Regions from separate parts of the Mus musculus genome. Here regions 2 and 3 are each linked to region 1. The links are chromatin loops, found by intact Hi-C in ENCODE. Cell type or tissue: left cerebral cortex. All regions are shown on one strand. Each heading gives the region's core, and the rest is flanking DNA. Links, peaks and the distances in the headings are about the cores only.

The links. Hi-C counts contacts between places; a loop is a spot of excess contacts. Peaks named below come from ENCODE experiments on the same cell type or tissue, not always from the same donor. Only the 100,000 strongest peaks of a DNase experiment are listed, where the experiment ranks them.
Region 2: it touches region 1 in a loop (2.6-fold over the local background); 3 of 42 quality-filtered maps call a loop at or near these places.
Region 3: it touches region 1 in a loop (2.2-fold over the local background); 3 of 42 quality-filtered maps call a loop at or near these places.

Annotation. Positions count from the first base shown.
Region 1 is chr17:62,881,308-62,886,964 of GRCm38, reverse strand. Efna5 (ephrin A5) reads left to right here and starts at 5,648. Exons shown (of 5, transcript NM_207654.2): 1 at 5,648-5,657. In left cerebral cortex, for the core only: a CTCF peak has its summit at 2,619 (motif pointing right); DNase peaks (open chromatin) are centred at 2,641, 3,080, 3,381 and 3,957; H3K4me3 peaks cover 1,728 bases; H3K27ac peaks cover 1,710 bases.
Region 2 is chr17:63,009,576-63,015,232 of GRCm38, reverse strand. No RefSeq gene overlaps it. Among named protein-coding and RNA genes, the nearest start is that of Gm34230, 13 kb to the left of the region's middle. In left cerebral cortex, for the core only: no CTCF peak of the experiment used is centred there; DNase peaks (open chromatin) are centred at 2,041 and 2,859; H3K27ac peaks cover 1,572 bases.
Region 3 is chr17:62,467,933-62,473,589 of GRCm38, reverse strand. No RefSeq gene overlaps it. Among named protein-coding and RNA genes, the nearest start is that of Gm25800, 14 kb to the right of the region's middle. In left cerebral cortex, for the core only: no CTCF peak of the experiment used is centred there; a DNase peak (open chromatin) is centred at 2,671.

The DNA.
Region 1 (5,657 bases), core at 1,611-4,110:
AGTCCCAGCACAGAAAGAGTCACATGAGAAGGAGACAAAAGATCAGGGTGATTGGTATTAAAGGTAGGGATGTGATAGTCTGTAAGCAAGATCAGAGGTTGAAAATGAATGTTTCCCCTCATCGGGCTGTCTGAGGAGAGAAGAGGCAGCAGACTTATTATTTCTAAGTGTTCTGAGAAACTTCTCTTGTGAAAGAGGGTAAAGAAGAGAGTAGATAGAGCTTCACTTCAGTCTGAGGGCAGGGTCGCGGAGTGACAGCTTAGTGGTTGGAGCTCTCACTGAGGATTTAGAACAAACACTAAAAGCTCTGCAGAAACAGTAGGATTGGCTTAAATACTATGCTAACATTCATTAGGGTTGTTTTTGTTTAATTAGGGATGTTAACTATACTTTCTTTAGTTCTTGCTCTAGAGTTTGTTTCCTCTATTACTTTTGCTGGATACAAGTTCCAATTTCACATCTTAACATAGTTAAATTTGATTTTCCTAAATTGAGAGTTGCCGAGTCTACAAACGGTGGGGGCTTGATTCACTTTTTATTTATTTAATTTATCTCATTCACTCATTTTGGCTGGACACTTGACATAATAGAACTCTACAACGCTAATTCCAATAAGCCAAATAGAAAGATTTGCCCACATTTAAAGGTAGGTATTGCTCCTGTAGTCATATCTTGGAGATCATACTTGTAAATAATTGTGTGACATGGAAAATTGTTTAAAAGCGTCTTTCAACTTAGCAGACTGGATCAAGAAACTCTGCCTCACTGGTGAGCTGATAAATAAGAATGGGCCTTATTTTCCTGAAAGATTGAAGTAATTAAGGCAAAAATAAATTACCTGGATCAGCGCTTCTCAATCTTCTATCCTCATTAGAATTCTCCAGAGAGCTTTTTAAAAATTACAGATCCAGGTCTAGCCTAAACAACGGGGGCTCAGGCACTCTCCTTCTAGAGAGCTCCCCTCAGTGATTCTAACTCATAGTTTAGATTAGAACACAGATTTGGTCAGTTAAAAGCAAACAAGACAAAACAAAACAAAACAAAAATAAAAAAAAAAAAAAAGAAAAACCCAAAGCAAAACAAAACTAAATCAATCAACCAACCAACCAATCAATCAATCAATCAATCAATTAGAGCCAATTCATGTTTTGAGGCAAATAATGGTTTTGCCTCAGTATTACTGGTTTTAAAGTTACCAGAGTACTTGTCTGCTGATACCCATTTACAGGACTGGGAGGGCCCTGCATAGACCATTACCAACCTGCTTTTAAGGTTCTACCCTGTTTTCATCTTGTGGAACTTAACACCTTCATCAATTCCATGAATTTTTATTCCTTCACTTTTAATGGCTCTTGTTTTCTTTTGGTTGGACAAGAGGCTCCTGCCTTAGCTGAAGAAAAGCTACTCATTGTATAAAGAGCAGATTGGTAACATGGGGTTAAAACCACTATTTTATATGGAACTATTTTCTATGGATTTACTGTGTGTGTCTTCCGACAGAGCTAGTCACATTACCTCGTAAGGCGTGTATAGTTAATATATACTTCTCTTCCAATTGTATCCACTCACGTATTCAAGGGTCACATTGCTTAGTAAGTCCAATGTCAATACTTGGCTCCAGAGGAGACATTTAATTTAGAATTATTTCTAATAGACATCTGAGTTCTGTTTTGAACTATTTCAAATCTAGTATCTTATTCCAACCCCATGAATCATTTTAAGGAAGACCATAGCATACTTTTGTCTCATTAAAATAGGGCCATTCCTATTTAAAATAAAGTGGAGATGTTTAAGATATTAAAATGGACTTGTTCTTTTGGTTTGATGACTTTTTACATCTATATGCATTTCCAAGGGGGAAATAAGCATGTATTATTTCTTTTTTTTTGTCTGCCCCTTTTCAACTGTGGTGTCTTAGGAAGCCAGCTGGCTCCGTCCCTGATACCTGATAGCTCTTTGAGACTCTTTCTGAGTTTCAGCATTTTCCTCAAGACAGAAGTCTTGAATTCCCTCCTTCCTAAAGATACACATAACCTTTTAAAGGGTTCAGAATATTTCCTGCAGAAATATTCTCATGTGCCTTTGTCACATGAGTGCCTATTACAGTTACCATCAAAAAGGCTGGGAAAGAAATCTATCCTTCCACAGCAGAGAGAAAAAAAAAAAAAAAAAAAAAAAAAAAGCATACCCTGAACTTGTTCACCAGCCAGAGGGACAGCAGCATTTTAAATGAAAACCCAAATTGATTTTAATAGTAAAAATCTTATCGTCTTGTTTCTTTAAGGTGTATCCCTCCTTTCTTGACGTTGGAAATTTGGTGAAAGAAGCAGAGGAGAGCTTAAGCGAATAGAATAGTCTCAATTTAAACTCTTATAAATTAGTCTATCAGTTGGTCAGTCATGCAGTCTAACGATAACGGTTGTAATTTACGTCTGGTCACTCAACATGGACGTTCCTTCAGGATAATTAGGGAAAATCTCCATCACGTCCAGTAACGCCCAGCCTGTGGGAACTGCTTCTTTCCTCTCATGTCTTCACTCATCCTGACCTTAGATTTTCCATCAGGCTCAGCGTGGGCTGAGGCTGCCGTCAATGCCCCTGCTGGGTGCGGACTGCAGGCCGACCACTGGAGGGCGTCTGGACGCTTCCAAATTTCTCCGAAGCGCCTGGAAACCCCAGGCCGAGCTTTGGAAAACGCAGGATGGAGAATTTGATATTTAATTTTATTCGTCTAATATGTAAAAGGGAAAAGACGCAGTGTTGAGAGGATGGAAAGAAAGGTAAACGGCTTTCTTTTTTGGGTTCGGCCTTCTTACCAGGCTGTATACACTAGAGAACAAAATAAAAAGTCTGGGATGCAGGTCTCAGCAGCATCGGGTATGGGGCTCGATGCCAGGGCGCAGGACCACAGGGGACCCGTCCCGAGGCGCCAGGACTCCTCGCTCCCAGGAGATCCGGCTTAGCTGGCCTCAAAGGATCTGGGCCCTGCAACCTCCTGACCAGCCCAGGAATGCACGGCCTTTTTTCAGCAATAAAGGCGTTTTCCCTCCCTCTCACTATTTCCCTCCCTTTTCTTCTCAAACCGAGTTTAGTTCAAGATATTTATGTGGGGTGTGCGTGTGCGTAGCGAACCAGCCCCAGGATCCGCGTGGAAAAGGTGTAAAGTACTGACGGGCTCGCGCGCTGCGTTTTTCTCCTTCCAGCTGAAGGTTCACCCTGAATTGTAATCACTTTAAACTGAGATTTTTTTTTTCTCCGACTTTTCAAAACCTGCTTTCAGAGAATCACTTTAAAGAAAAGTCCCATTTCCTGCCCCCAAGCCTTTAAATCTCGGGTAGAAAGAGAGGGTTGAAAGGCACAAGAGAGATGCTCAGATTTCCAGATGACCCTGCGCGGCGTGTGCGGCGTGAAGAACCGAGCGGAGGTTTACACGAACTCCGATTTACTTAGGGCTGCCCTAGCCAGTCAGCGCAGACTTCACGTCACCTGAGCGGTCCCCGAAGCAATTTTCGGCTCCCCTTTTGGAGTGGGAGCCAGTTTCTTTTCAATCGAAAGACCCTACTCCCAAGTAAAAAAAAAAAAAAAAAAAAAAAAAAAGATGCCAAATCACTCTGAGTCCAGACGCACTTCAGCAACCAAAGGGTTACTCGTGCTGCCGGGCTGGGCCGCGGAGAGGGTGCCTCGGCACTCTCAGTAATTCAATTAGTCAGGTTTCAGGAAGGTGGGGCGGGGGTGGGGGTGGAGGCGTGGGGAGGGAGGAGATGAGGAAAACGCCTCTTTCTCCCGGAGCAAACCAATCCGGTTAGAGAAAAGAGAGGGGAAAAAAAAAAAAACCGATCTGTAAGCAAACAGCAGGCCTCTCCCTGACTGGTTACTCCAATCACCCCCCACCCTCCAAGTAAACTGCATGGAGGGAGGGGGAGTGGGGAGGGGAGCAGCCCACATGACCTGGGCCGCGGAGGCAGCAGCGCCGGCGGCGCCTCCCCCTGCTCGGTCCGGAGCTCACCCCCCACGCTCGCGCCGCCTGCCAACCCAGCGCCCCGCGCAACACGCCCGGGCGGAGCCCCCCTCCCGCTGGCCCACGTCCACGTCCACGCGCGCGGGCTCGCGTGGTGCCGAGGCTGCTGCCGCCTGGGCCGCCGCGGCAGTCGGCTTTACACGCAGGTCATTAACGAGGGGGCGTGCCCGAGGAGATTTTTTTTCCCATAAAGCATTTTTTCTCTCCTTTTCTTTTTTTTTTTTTTTCCCTCCTCTTTTGCAAAACTGACTTTTCCCCTCCTTTCTACTTCTCGCCAGTCTTCCCAACCTCTCCAGGCTGCTCGCGCCGCTGCACTCAAGTTTATTTTCCCGCCTGGGCAGAGGTTTTAGGATTCGGTCGGTGGCTTTCACCTCTCGTTACTGCTGTGCCTAAGGAGGGAAGGAGGAGGCAGCTCCGGATCGGGAAGGTTTTCTGATGTAGTCATCGGGGAGGTGCCAGCAGCTCGCGTGTGCTCCCTCTCCCTTTTTCCCTCCCGGTTTCAAACTGATTGATGAATCTCTACAAGTTGCTGGGGTTGGGGCCGGAGAGGTCCGAGTCCCAGGGACACTTCTGAGAGCTCCCCCCCGGGGCTCTGGGCACGCCGTGCGGGGGTTCAGCCTCTCTCCCGGAAGGCGAACGGAGACTGTCATCAGCCCATCCCGGACTTGGAGGGCTCCATCCGAAAGTGATTGTTTCCCCTCTCGCTTCTCAGCCCGGCAGTTGGCTTGGCGTCGCCCTGCAGGTTTGGGCATCCCGGCCCCGCCTGGCTGGCTGGTTCACAACCTCTGCTCTTCATTCACTCCGCGGCACCCACACCCGGCCAAGACAAGCTAGCAGGAGAAATCCCCGACTCAGCCAGCGCCCGGGGGTGCCATCTCGCTCTGCCTCTGCGGTCGGACTCCTTTGGGGACCTGCTGGAAGACGTGAAGAGCCAAACTTTTCTTGGAGCCTTTTCCGAAGCAAGACCCGCTCCTCCTCTCCTCGCCTGAGCGCTCGGCTGCGGCTTTGGGCAGTTCCAGGACTCCGGCAGAGCCGGGCTTGCGGATCCAGATCGCCACTCTTCTCTGCGCACCTCCGGGTACCGCAGTCCACAGGACTCCTGCGAGCCTTGCGGGGGGTCGCCTGGCCAAGGCACAGAAGGGAGGCTCCGGACTGCTTCCAGCCTCCTGGGGACACCAGTGTGAGGACGCCCCCCCCCCCGCCCCCCTCCACACAGCGCCCTCCTCCTGCAGTTTCTCTCCGGCCGCCAAAGTAACTTGGAACAAAGCGGGGCGCACGGTGAGGGCCCAGCGCGGCGGAGGAAGCCCGTGCAGACCGCGGCGCCGACACTGAGCCGGGCCCGGCGGGCCGGTGTATGTCTCCCCGCAGCCGCGGCGCTCAACTCCCCGTGACTGTGCAGCGCGCGCCGCCGCCTGCCCCGACCCGCGCTGCCGCCGCCCGGCCCCGCACGCACCTCCCTCTCCCGGGGTGACCGGCTTGCAGCCGCCGCCCGAGACACAGCTCCGCACCCCTACCCCCGCCCTCGCCGCCGCCACCGCACACACGCACGCGTCTCTCCGTCTTGTGATTCTTCTCCCCTCCCGAGCCCTTCAGTGGGGGTGCGAGTTTGTCCCCCCGCCCCAGCCACTGCCTCCTTCTT
Region 2 (5,657 bases), core at 1,624-4,123, 130 kb before region 1:
ACAATCACATGTAACATGTTCTTTAAAGTCATTTAAAGTCATGTGTTATAAAGAATCCTTTCATGAAAGCAATATTAGGGAGTTTTGAAAACTCCTTCTAAGGAAGGCAAGAAAACTAAAATCCTTATAAAAGATAATTAAAGTTAATTTCCATAGACACTTTTCAAAATTAAATAGTTGAGACACCTTACATTTTTCTCATAATTCTAAAAATAATTAGATCACAATGTTGATTAATTTCTTGTCACATTTAATTTTTTGGACAAAAGCTGTTGTTCAGTTATCAGCACACACACACACATGCACATAGAATATGTGAAACTCTTCACAGTTACTTCCCATGATTTTCCATGCAACATTTTCTAAAAAGGTAAATACTAAGTGTGCTCCAGAATTAGGGCTACAGAGTAACACAGGGTTTATATTCCTGTTTCTAATTTTCTAATGTCAAAATATAATTATGTGGCTAATGAAAAAGAAAAAAAAGCCTTAAATTAACCTCTGAGGTAATGGGTTGGACTGTCAAGATAAATCTCATTTTTAAATTCTTAGAGTAGAAAAAGTTATACATTTAGAATCCTATTGACTACAATGGACTATTATTTCAGGATACTCTCGGTGGCTGAGTGTTTTGACTCTACAGTCAGAAAGATCTCGGTTTCTGATCCCAGCTTGGTCACTCATTCATTCTCCAGGTGACATCAGGCACGTGCTTCTGCCCTCTGAGCGCTGGTCACCTTGATCCACCCTTACCGACTATGAAAATGAAATGTGAGAACGTGGGAAGAGCAATGAACACAGGTCCTGCTTTGGTGTGTGTGCGCCAGAAAACACACTGAAGAAGCCATTCTGACTTTCAAAACATCATAGTGTACTGTCCAGCTGGCATGGAGTGAAGGCAGAGACGGAAATGTGGATTCAGGATAAGGAAAGGTTCCTAGGAAGTCATCAGCTTTATCATGCACTTCCAATTTAGGCAAGAGGGGACTATCTCAGAGCTCCCTCCTGTCATAGGAACTAGGTGACCTTTGAACTCTCAGCCAGCTGCCCAGTCGTATTTTGGAGCATCTCCCAAGATCAGAGCCTGGGGTCTGGGTGGCAGTGGGAAGCTGTGAAGATCCTGGAGGGAAGAAGGGACCTGCTCCCAAGATGCTAGAGGAGGAGATAACTACTACGAGTTTGAATCTAATCAGGGCACAGCTGTAAAGGCCAGCTCAATGGAGTAGGTAACTCCTGCTCAGAGTAGCCAGCCCCATTCATGATCTAAAACACTCCCAAAACAGTTGAAGTGGAGGGGATCTTGTGATGGATCCAGAAATCTGGACCCCTTGAGATTTAATAGAAAAAAGGATCTCCCACATCCAACTACTTTCTCCGTCTCCCCTCTTCTACACTACTTTGCTTTTCCAATCTACCCCTTGGTCTTATCATGTGACGTCATCTGACCATGCAAGGAAGGAAAGCACAGGCTTAAGTACCAGGCTGCTTGGCTTCATCTACAATCTCTGCCGTTCAATAGCATTTGGCCAGGTACTCAGTCATTTGACCTGCATGTACTCACCACAAGAAGGGATCAGATCATATTATTTATTTACCAAATTTTTGAAGGTTAAATTGGATAACAGGGAATTCTCAAAAAAGCCTTCAAGAAAGAGTCAATTTACTTAGTTGTGTGGGGGCATTGTCAGGCAGGATGCTAAAAACAAAGAAATCAACTAAGAGCAAAAGCCAGCTTGTGGTTGTCCTCTGGAAAGAGGGAACAGATATGTTACTGTACGGTGATGATCATGGTGGGAAACAGGGGTGCTGACAGGATCTCTCAGGCCCAGTTCAAGCCTATGCTCCATGTCTCAATGGGTCCATTCAGTTTCCTCAACTCCCCAGATCTTGCGCATCCTCCTGAGGGTCCTTTTATCCCTGCCACCCCAGTTGTCCTCTTCCCTGTCCCCACACTTCCACAAAACTCTTTCCCCAAAGCAGACTGAATATTGCATCTTCTGTGACATCTATAGCTCACTTATCTGAGTCCCTCACCAGAACAGGCCAGGAAATATCCCCGGACAACCTGTGTCTAGCACGCAGTAGGCCCTTAAAGCATTCTTGTAAAAGATGTTGATTCTGAATACCCCGAAGGTCTGGTGCATGGAACAAAACAGGAATTCCAGAAGAAAACACCATTTCTATTTTGTGTGCTTCCTATGAAAGATTGGCTACCAGATCTTTCTCTCTTTTGTGTATTGTTCTTATCCAGAACCCCATCCTTATTTTAGCTCTGAACATATTCTTGGTATTTTGTAAAAGTTAATAATAATGCATTTCCATTACATGTATTTGCCCCACAACTATCCCCAGATATATAAATCTGAGAGAGAGAGAGAGAGAGAGAGAGAGAGAGAGAGAGAGAGAGAGAGAGAGAGAGAGATGCCATGGATATTTATAATATTCGACTCACTCCAGAATGATTCTGAGATTCTGTTGGGTCAGCCATCTGGCCCCTGTACTACAGGCTGTCTTGTGTCTGACTGCAGTGTCTCCCAACCTTCTATCTCCTTATTTAATTGGGTGACAGCTTTGCTTTGGTGGTCAAATCCAGCCCCCAACCTGCTTGACCTTTTTCTCTCATGGAGAGCCAATCCTGAAACGGTTACATTGAGCACCGTCAAGGGGGTGGTTGCATGCCAGAGGTGGAGGATGGAGAGTGGGAAAGGGAGGAGAGAGGGGAGCTCCCAGCTGCATGACTGTCAGGGGCTTGTGGTGGGGGAAGCTGACAGAGTCAGGAGGTGAGAGAAGGCCCAGCTGCTCGGCAGCTATTTATAAGACTGTCATATGGGGAAGTGTGTCTGGCCGGCAGAAGCAAAAGGGGGGTGGCGGACTAAACTGGCTCCTTATTTAGCTTGATGACACACGCGCGCAGCCAAACTGTGAGAACCCACTCTGTGTAGAGACACCTGGTCAAGTCTGCCTCCGCCAGACTGGAAAGAACATTGACATTTCTCAATGAACTAAAAAATGGTACCGCAAATGGCTTTGCAGCAAGAACAGTTAAGTGGTTCTATAGACTTTTCTACCCCTGCTCAACCTAAGACATCCCACATCAAAGGAGCTGGCATCACCCTAGGCCCTGCACCCTGATGGCCAAGTAGAGCAGATGAGGAAAGAACAGACATGGAGGCTGTCTTCTCAAACTGGGCGAGAGCAGCCGTCAGCTGCAATTTTTTTTTTTTTAAATGAAACCAGCTAAGCAGCAAGAAACTGTGTCCGTTGGTCTCCTGCAATAGAGAGAGGTTAATAGCACGGCGCATTTGGGGTCTGTTTGGGGACCAATAGTATTTAATGTGTTTATTATTGATTTGGAGGAACCAGTGGGTAGTGAGTTGGTGAAGGCTGTTGAGGGCACTAAGTTATTTCACTTAGTAAACACCGCAGAGATTTGTAGGGAATTCAAGATGGATTTTCCATGGAGTTAAAGAAATTAGAAATGAAAATGTCTTGTAAGAAGATGTGCTCTGTCCCAGTAGGCCAGTGTGGAATTGTTACCAACAATAGGAGATATTTCCTGGAGTTTAATTCAACCTCAATTTTTAAATGCCTTAGAAGTGTTCACCTTCCCCAGGGAATAGGGAAGTTTTGGGTCTTCTCTACTACCTCTCTCAAGTTTTTCTCTTTAAATTCTTTCTACTATGCCTCCAGTTATGTCATGGGGATAAGTGTGTGTGTGTGTGTGTGTGTATGTGTATGTATGTGTGTGTGTGTACCACTGTCTATACAATGCAACAAAGGCTGACCTTCCTTTTTTGTTGTTGGTAAATTGCTTCATCATAGATTTCTTTCTGGTACCCAGATCCTTGAGGCCATTCCATTTCCTAAGTCTCCTTTTAGGTTTCAACAGTCACCTGATTGCCATGCCTGACAGATTGTCCCAAAAGTCTCATCTCCAGTTCCAAGGGGAAGAGAGAGGAATATTGTGAATGCGCTATGCAGATGTGTATTTGTGCAAAATATATGTTTGGCCAACCCAATGGAGCATGATTGACGATCAAAGTCTTAACAACTGTTTTCCTAGTGAGTACACCGAAGACGCCTTGCTCACTTGTTAACCGAGCTGACAACCAGCACCCAGTGTCCGAGTGTTTGCCCAACTGTACCCACGCTTAGCCTACGATTTCCTGGTAAACTCATTTGCTCTTGCAATTCCCAGAACAGAGAGTTCTAGCTTTCCTGGAATATTTCATGTTTTGAAATATTCTTGCGCATGCCTAAGGATGGAGCAGCTTAATAAGAGATTGTTTTTTGAATAAACAGAAATTGGGAAATATAATTGATATTTCTTATCCTAAGTTTCTGATTGAAAGAGAGAGGAACGTGAGGGGGGCGGAAAAGACACTTTGAGGATGAAATGTTGTTTGCTTGTCCAACACAATTCAGAGGACCCCGAATGTGTTACTCAATTGTTAATCCTTTTTCCCCTGTTACTAATACCTTTAGCTACAGCCTTTGACTTTCCCTACCCTACAGAGTCTCCACAAGGATAGATGAGGAAGATGAAGGAACAAATGTCTCCTTCCAACGGCATAGTGCATTAGCAGGGCTATATAACACTTGTATTCTAGCAGGCTAGCCTTTTATTTAGACGTCTCCCTGCCTTGCCTGGTTTTAATCACAAGGATGTCTGCTTCTCCTCATCCAAAATTTCAGACTTGAGGCATCATAGAGCCCTAGAGCCAGAGGAACCACGCAAGCTGCTTCGATTAACTCCCCTATTTCTGGATGCAGGAACAGAGAGATACAGGGTTGATGCTCTTTGTCTGAGTGCAGCATAAAGCATCTCACCCTTGAGTGGGAAGGTCAAGAAAAATATTCAGCAAATGCAGATTGGAGAATGGTCTCTTTTTTATAGGGGTCGAAGTCAATGGTAAGTGGAACCTGTCAGTTTGGTACCAAAACTAATGGATTCTTTCCCTGGAATGTGACTTCTCAGCCCCTGTGGAGGTTTAGAGGACAGACTAGGAGGCTTGGGAGAAGAACAGGATTTGGGGCAGTCCAACCAGCACTGGAACTCATGGTGTGACAGATAATCGTTACCAGATGATTCTTATAACAAAAATGAATAACATCCAAAAGTTCTTGTCAAAAGCACACTTATTTATGGACTAAGGCAAAACAATGAATAGCTTCTTATCTTGTGGAGTACTCCTAACCTACATTTTAAATCTATGTAGGATGCTATGATGTGTAGTGTTGGATGGCCCTGTTGGAGAGAGGCCTTTGTTCTGGAGGCGACAACCCCTAACTGTCAGTCATTGACTCCCTAGAAATAATGCTAAAGCTGGACAAGGTTGCTTTCCTGGAAATGGGCGACGGCTGATTCGTTTTATCCCCAGCTACGCTTTATCTGTCCTGAGACCATGCCTTTATACCCTTCCTCCTCAGAGACTGCTTCCTGGGAACTCTGCCTGTTAAGACGGAAATCCAGAAAGGGCATTTTCATCTGCTTACAAGAGTAGAGGGTGGGAAGCTCACGGAAGACCCTTGTTTTTTTGGCACTCGACACATTTCATTTTTTAATTATCACTCTGCTCCCCAGAGTCAGAATCTACCAGAATAGCCCAAACAAGTTCCCCAAATTATATGCCCAGGCTACCCCCCTAGAGTGCCAG
Region 3 (5,657 bases), core at 1,624-4,123, 410 kb after region 1:
CCTCCCTCCCTTCCTTTCTCCTCTATGTCTTTCTTTCTCTCTCTGTCTTTCTGTCTCTCTGTCTCTCTTCCTCTCTCTGTATGCTTATGTGTGTTTTCAAAGCATCAGAGGCAAAACCTCTGCATTTCACTAAGAATAGCATCTGTGAGCTTGGTGATCCTGAATATGTTTCTTACCTGTATTTTGCCTCTAAGCTTCCTCTACTTTAAATGAGAGAAAAGCATAGCATTTGGACTCTGAGTTATCTGTAAGCTAAATTACAGGAGTGTGGCTGTCCTATTTCCACAGAGGAGTGAGGATCTTGGCCTCTACTCTCTGCCCCAGTAGATGTGGGAGCCCTTACTAAGTTTTATAAGGCTACTTCATCCAGGCAGAAATCAGGTGGCTTGTGCATGAAAATCTCCTAGATCTATTTCCATGAAAGAGATTATTGCCACGGTTTTAGAATTCATGAGGTTTTCATCGACACAAGCAATGAGCGTTGGTGTCCTTGATAACTCTTTCATCTCTGTGTTACACGGAGTAAGAGTGCACCCGTAAACTCATTGTCATTTGCAGAGCTGTACATACCTTTGAAAAATGATCTGCAATTCTCACGGCTGGCTCTCAAAGTAGTTTTTGAATGACTCTGAGCAGAGCAAGGACAAGCCAACCATGTAAGACTATAAAGAGGCACCTGACAGACACAGACATCACACATCTGTTTTGACAGCCACCGGGAGATTCCGAAGGGGTCGTACTCCACCAAACACAGTACATTTAAGAAGGACTTAAACTAAGGGTTTTTCATGTTGTCGTGTAGTCTGTGGAGAATTTGGAATTTTGCTCTCCTTGATTTAAGAAAAAATAAAGTACAAAAGAGATTGTAGATGGACCTCTAAAAAGCAAAATGAAAAAGACCAGCATGAATCCCTGAAGCAGTTATAAGCATAATAACAATGCAGGCAGAGACTGTGTCATAGGGCGGCTACAAATGGATGCTCACTTATTTCTGAATACATCCTAAAGATGCCAAGTAATATCCCCAAATGGCCTTGCCAGAACAAGTTTATTTTTATTCCATGAACCTTTAGAATTTCTACATCAGACTGCTGCAGAATATATATACCTTATGTTTTTGAACTGGAGATCAGTGCAAAACCAAATGCAGAAGACAAACCCACATTGTTAAGAGTGAGGGTCCTGGATGCCGAGTTGGTGGCAGAGTTTATCCTCATGGAGGAGAGGTGAGAGTGCGTAGGAGACCATGTAGTGTCAGGGCCTGGTGCCTGACCAAAGGATGGTAAAGGCCACCAAACTTCTCACTTCATCTACCCACAAATAATTACCCTTCAGTTGGCCTAAGACAGTGCTAGTTTGTTTACCCACCTGACCTCCACAGAAACCTCAAGCTGCAGATTTCGCTGCTGCATCTTTTCCTCATCAGCGGATAACTCTGACCTCTCCTCTGCGAATGTGTTGGAGAGAGGATGAAGATTGAAATTAATCACCACTTTAGAAGCAAACGTAGTTTCATCTTGGAATAGTAGATTTGGTCTCATCTGCCATGTTGTGCTTCACTTTCAAAGCCATAACCTCAGATTTACTAATAATTAATAGCAATAACTGTGGTAACAAAGTTATTAAACAACAAGAGGGTCACCCCATCCCAGAACAACCTTCATTATTGGTTTATAGATGTGGTACATTTAAAGGATGTTTTTCCCTAAATATTTTGTTGACTAGCTATAGTTTCCCCACTGCATTTTAAAGTCTTGTATTGTTGCTCTCCGAGTATCATTATTTAAAGTATGTGATACTAGCATCGTTTTGTGTTGAGGGTGTTAACCTAATTCACAAAATTCTAAATTTAGTTTTAATATCTCAGTGGCATTATGGTTTGTTAAAATTGCATTTCTGGGAAAACTCACTCATCTGTAACAGTTTAAACATGAGTCTTTTTCTAATATACTGTATTAGTTGGGTGAAGAAATTTTCTTTTTGCTGACTTTCTTTTCATTACCTCTTGTGAAATCATAAGAGAATTGTGTAATTTATATAGGGAAATTTGGCTGCCATTTGGTTGGACTGTGACATATGACTGTAATTTGTAACTTTTCTTCTAACACTTGGTTATTTGTTATTCCTTATTGGAATATTTGAGATTCAGAAGTATGAATTAATATACAATATGGGGGACTATTCTGTAATTCTCAGAGGCATGGCATGCTACTGTCTTTAGCAATATGTTAGGAAGCATATTTAAATAATAAATTTTACTCTGCTTATACAAATTGATTTATAGGACTCAGCATGACTTGAACCATAGCTTTAGTTTTGCATCTTTTTATATATATCATTTACTGTTTCATGTTAAGGATTATGCATGTCTTTGGCTGCTTCCAATTGTCTTTATCAAAATCATAACTCTTTTTCTCTGGATGGATTTTGAGGAAATGTCTAGTGGAGGCACAGAGGTCTTGCTGAGTAAAACAGTTGTTATAAAAATACCTCGGCTGTTTTTGGTTTTATCTTTTTTTGAGATATTCTGTACATGTAGCTCATGCTTACTCTGAAATTGTGGTTCTCCTGCTTCAGCATCCCTAGTGCTTGTATAACAAGAGTGGCTTACAAGTGTTCCCTGACGATCGGCTCTAGACCATCCTGTGCTGGGCTGGCAGACTATGAAAGTGTGGGCGTGCTTCTGCTCTCCAAAACAGAAAAGTCTGTAGGTGGGAATACAGAGGAACTGATCACGCCAAACACCATCTGAGAAGGAGCAGACTGAGAGGTCTGAGACAGACAGGAGGGTTTTCTGCCCCCAGAATGGCTTCTTTGAGGAAGTAAACCTCACCCAAGACTTAAAGAAAGTGTAGGAAAAGCACACAATGAATTGAGGATTTGGATGTGTCCAAGAATGTTGGCAGAAGAAACAGCTTTGTTATACAAGGCGCTAGAGGCAATGCTCTTCGAGGTCACTCTAGCAGTAGCAATGGAGGCAGAGGAATGGAGTAATTTTGAAGGAATATTCAACAGAAACAGCAATGATCAATTGGATGTAGGCCTAGGAGAAGGAAGAGTGAGGAATGACGATCGAATCTGTTACGTGAGCAAGTGGATAACTGAGAAAGAGTCATTTAACTGGGGGGAGAAGGCAGGTGAAATTAATTGAGACATGACAAATTTCAGTGGCATTGACGAAGTATGAAATTGCCATGAAATATTTACGTGGAAGTGGCTAACCTAGAAAGGGAACTCAGATGAGACAGCTGGGCCAAGTTGATACTGCTGATTCATTCTCACTTAGATGGCACTTTTAGCCATGGGAATGGTCTGGACGAAGAAGTGATGGATTTGGTATAACTTACTGGAATTTAAACCTAGATAAAAATGCATAAAAAGAGTTTGTTGCTGTAGTCCCCAAACAATTGAGGCCCATGTATATGAGGGATTGTTTTATTGAGTTAGAGTGAATTGTCATCAAAGAGTATGAAAGAACCACAGAGGTCCTCTGATGTCGCCTTCTAAAAAGCCCACAGCAAGGGGAATGTTAGAGCAATGTCATTGTAGCTTTTGTTTTTCTTCCAGATGGAAACCAGCCTCAGTAGTGGAGACACTGTCACGATTTGAATTGAAGTCTAAAGATTCTGTTGGGCAGGTTCATTGTGGTGCCTGACATCACAATGGCTTTCATCTAATTGAAGCATCTTGCCCACAAGTGGGCTGTGGCAGCCACTCTGGGTGGCTGTGAATCCCCTTCTTCCAGACATATTTGACTGGTCCAGGGTGGTCCTATCCTTAACCAATCCCTGGCCTGGCCAGTGTCCTGTGAGATGGTTTGGCATAAAAACTGCCCAAACAGGAGAAATGGTGATTAGTTTGGTCAGATGTCCTCACTCAGGAATTTGAACTAGGCCATCTGGGGAGGGAGTCAGTTAGTTGGTTTTGGGAGGGAGCATAAGCTAAAAGGAACCACAAGAAGAGGTCTTATGGCAGCAAGAAAGAGGAATAAACTGATGGAGCAAGTAAACAGAACCCACAAGTAAGCAGAACAGAAAGAAATATTGGGGGAAAGATGGTAGGTGGCTATGCAGTCTGAGTGAGAGAAACAACTGCAGCAGAAGACCTGGGTCACTGGCAGGAGATCCACATGGTTCCTGGTACTCTTGGGTCAATAAGGCGAGTGACACAGGAACCATATTGGATTTTTTCTCATTTCCCAATGCATCAGACTCTAGGGTGCATTGAGCTTCCATAATACCCCCATTTCAGTTTTATAATTAACTCTAATTAATTAAGGTAACTAAAGTGACTATTCTTTACTAAAAGAGTCCTTCAACCAACCATTACATTCTTTTAGGCTTGCCTGACATAATGGATAACAAAATGTTAGAAATGTATTCATTTGGGTTAAGATATTAGAGGGTCGAGCATCTTCAGTAAAACGGGGCCTGAGGAGATGGATCAGTTGGTAAGAATGCTTGCTGTGAATCACGCAGAATGGAGTTTTGATTCAAAGCACCCAGTTAAAAAGCTGGATATGACAGGAAATTCCTGTAATTCCAACCCTGGGCGAGACAGGAATATCCCTGGGGCTTGTTGGCCAGGCAGTTTAGCAGAGTTGGTATGCTTTAGGTTCAGTGAGAGGCATTGGCTCGAAAAGATAAGACAGGTAGGACTAGAAAGGAGCCTCAACTAGCAGCTAAGAGTGCTTGTTGCTCTTCGATAGCACCACGTCCTGCTCCCAGCCTTCGAATCTTGTGATTAACAATTCCCTATAACAGATTCCAGGGCATCTGACACGCTTTTCTGGCCTCAGAGGAGACCTGCACACATACGGCATACATTCAAGCAGATAGACACACATATACATAAATAAAACTAAAACACAATCTTTCAATAATCAGGTTGCTGGCAAAGGAGGGTCAGCTTCCACCAGATGCTGCCCTGCACTCCAATAGATTATGTCTATGCACATAGATTGTCTATATCATGTGTATAGATAAGAAAATATATCTGCTCAGTTGACTCAGTGGTTTAAAGAAATAACATGTAAAGTTGGAAAAAAAAACCTGTGTGTGTGTGTGTGTGTGTGTGTGTGTGTGTGTGTGTGTGTGTATAATAGAGAAATTTGAGGGGAGGGAGAGCGGAATGAATTTAAAATAATATATTATATACATACACAAAATTCTCAAACAACCCAAAACATTAAGCTGGAGAGTTATTGAGGAGGAAGATACTAACATTGACCTCTGGCATCTGCATGCATGTGCCCACGTGGGCATATCAATCCATACATGTGAATCCATGCTTGTGCATGTACACATAAACATGTATGCACACATTTACACAAATACCAAAAAAATTATTTAATAAGATGCAAGTAATCGTGAATCGCATGATATGGAAAGCCATTTTCAAATCTACAGAACACTCATTGGACCTCAGTCACATGATGGATATTTTCATAGGTGTGTACACATACATTGGTATGACCTGGTGAAAAAGGGGAAAACATAGGCAAGAATCTCTGGTGAACACTGAATACATAGAAAGCAAAGCTTTTAGAGGTTTACCACCTGGAGGTAGAAACACATAGTATCAAGAAAAACATTAAAGATCATTCAGAGATTTCAAATTCAGTTATTTGTTGGAGTCAAGCAAGTGATGAGCTACTG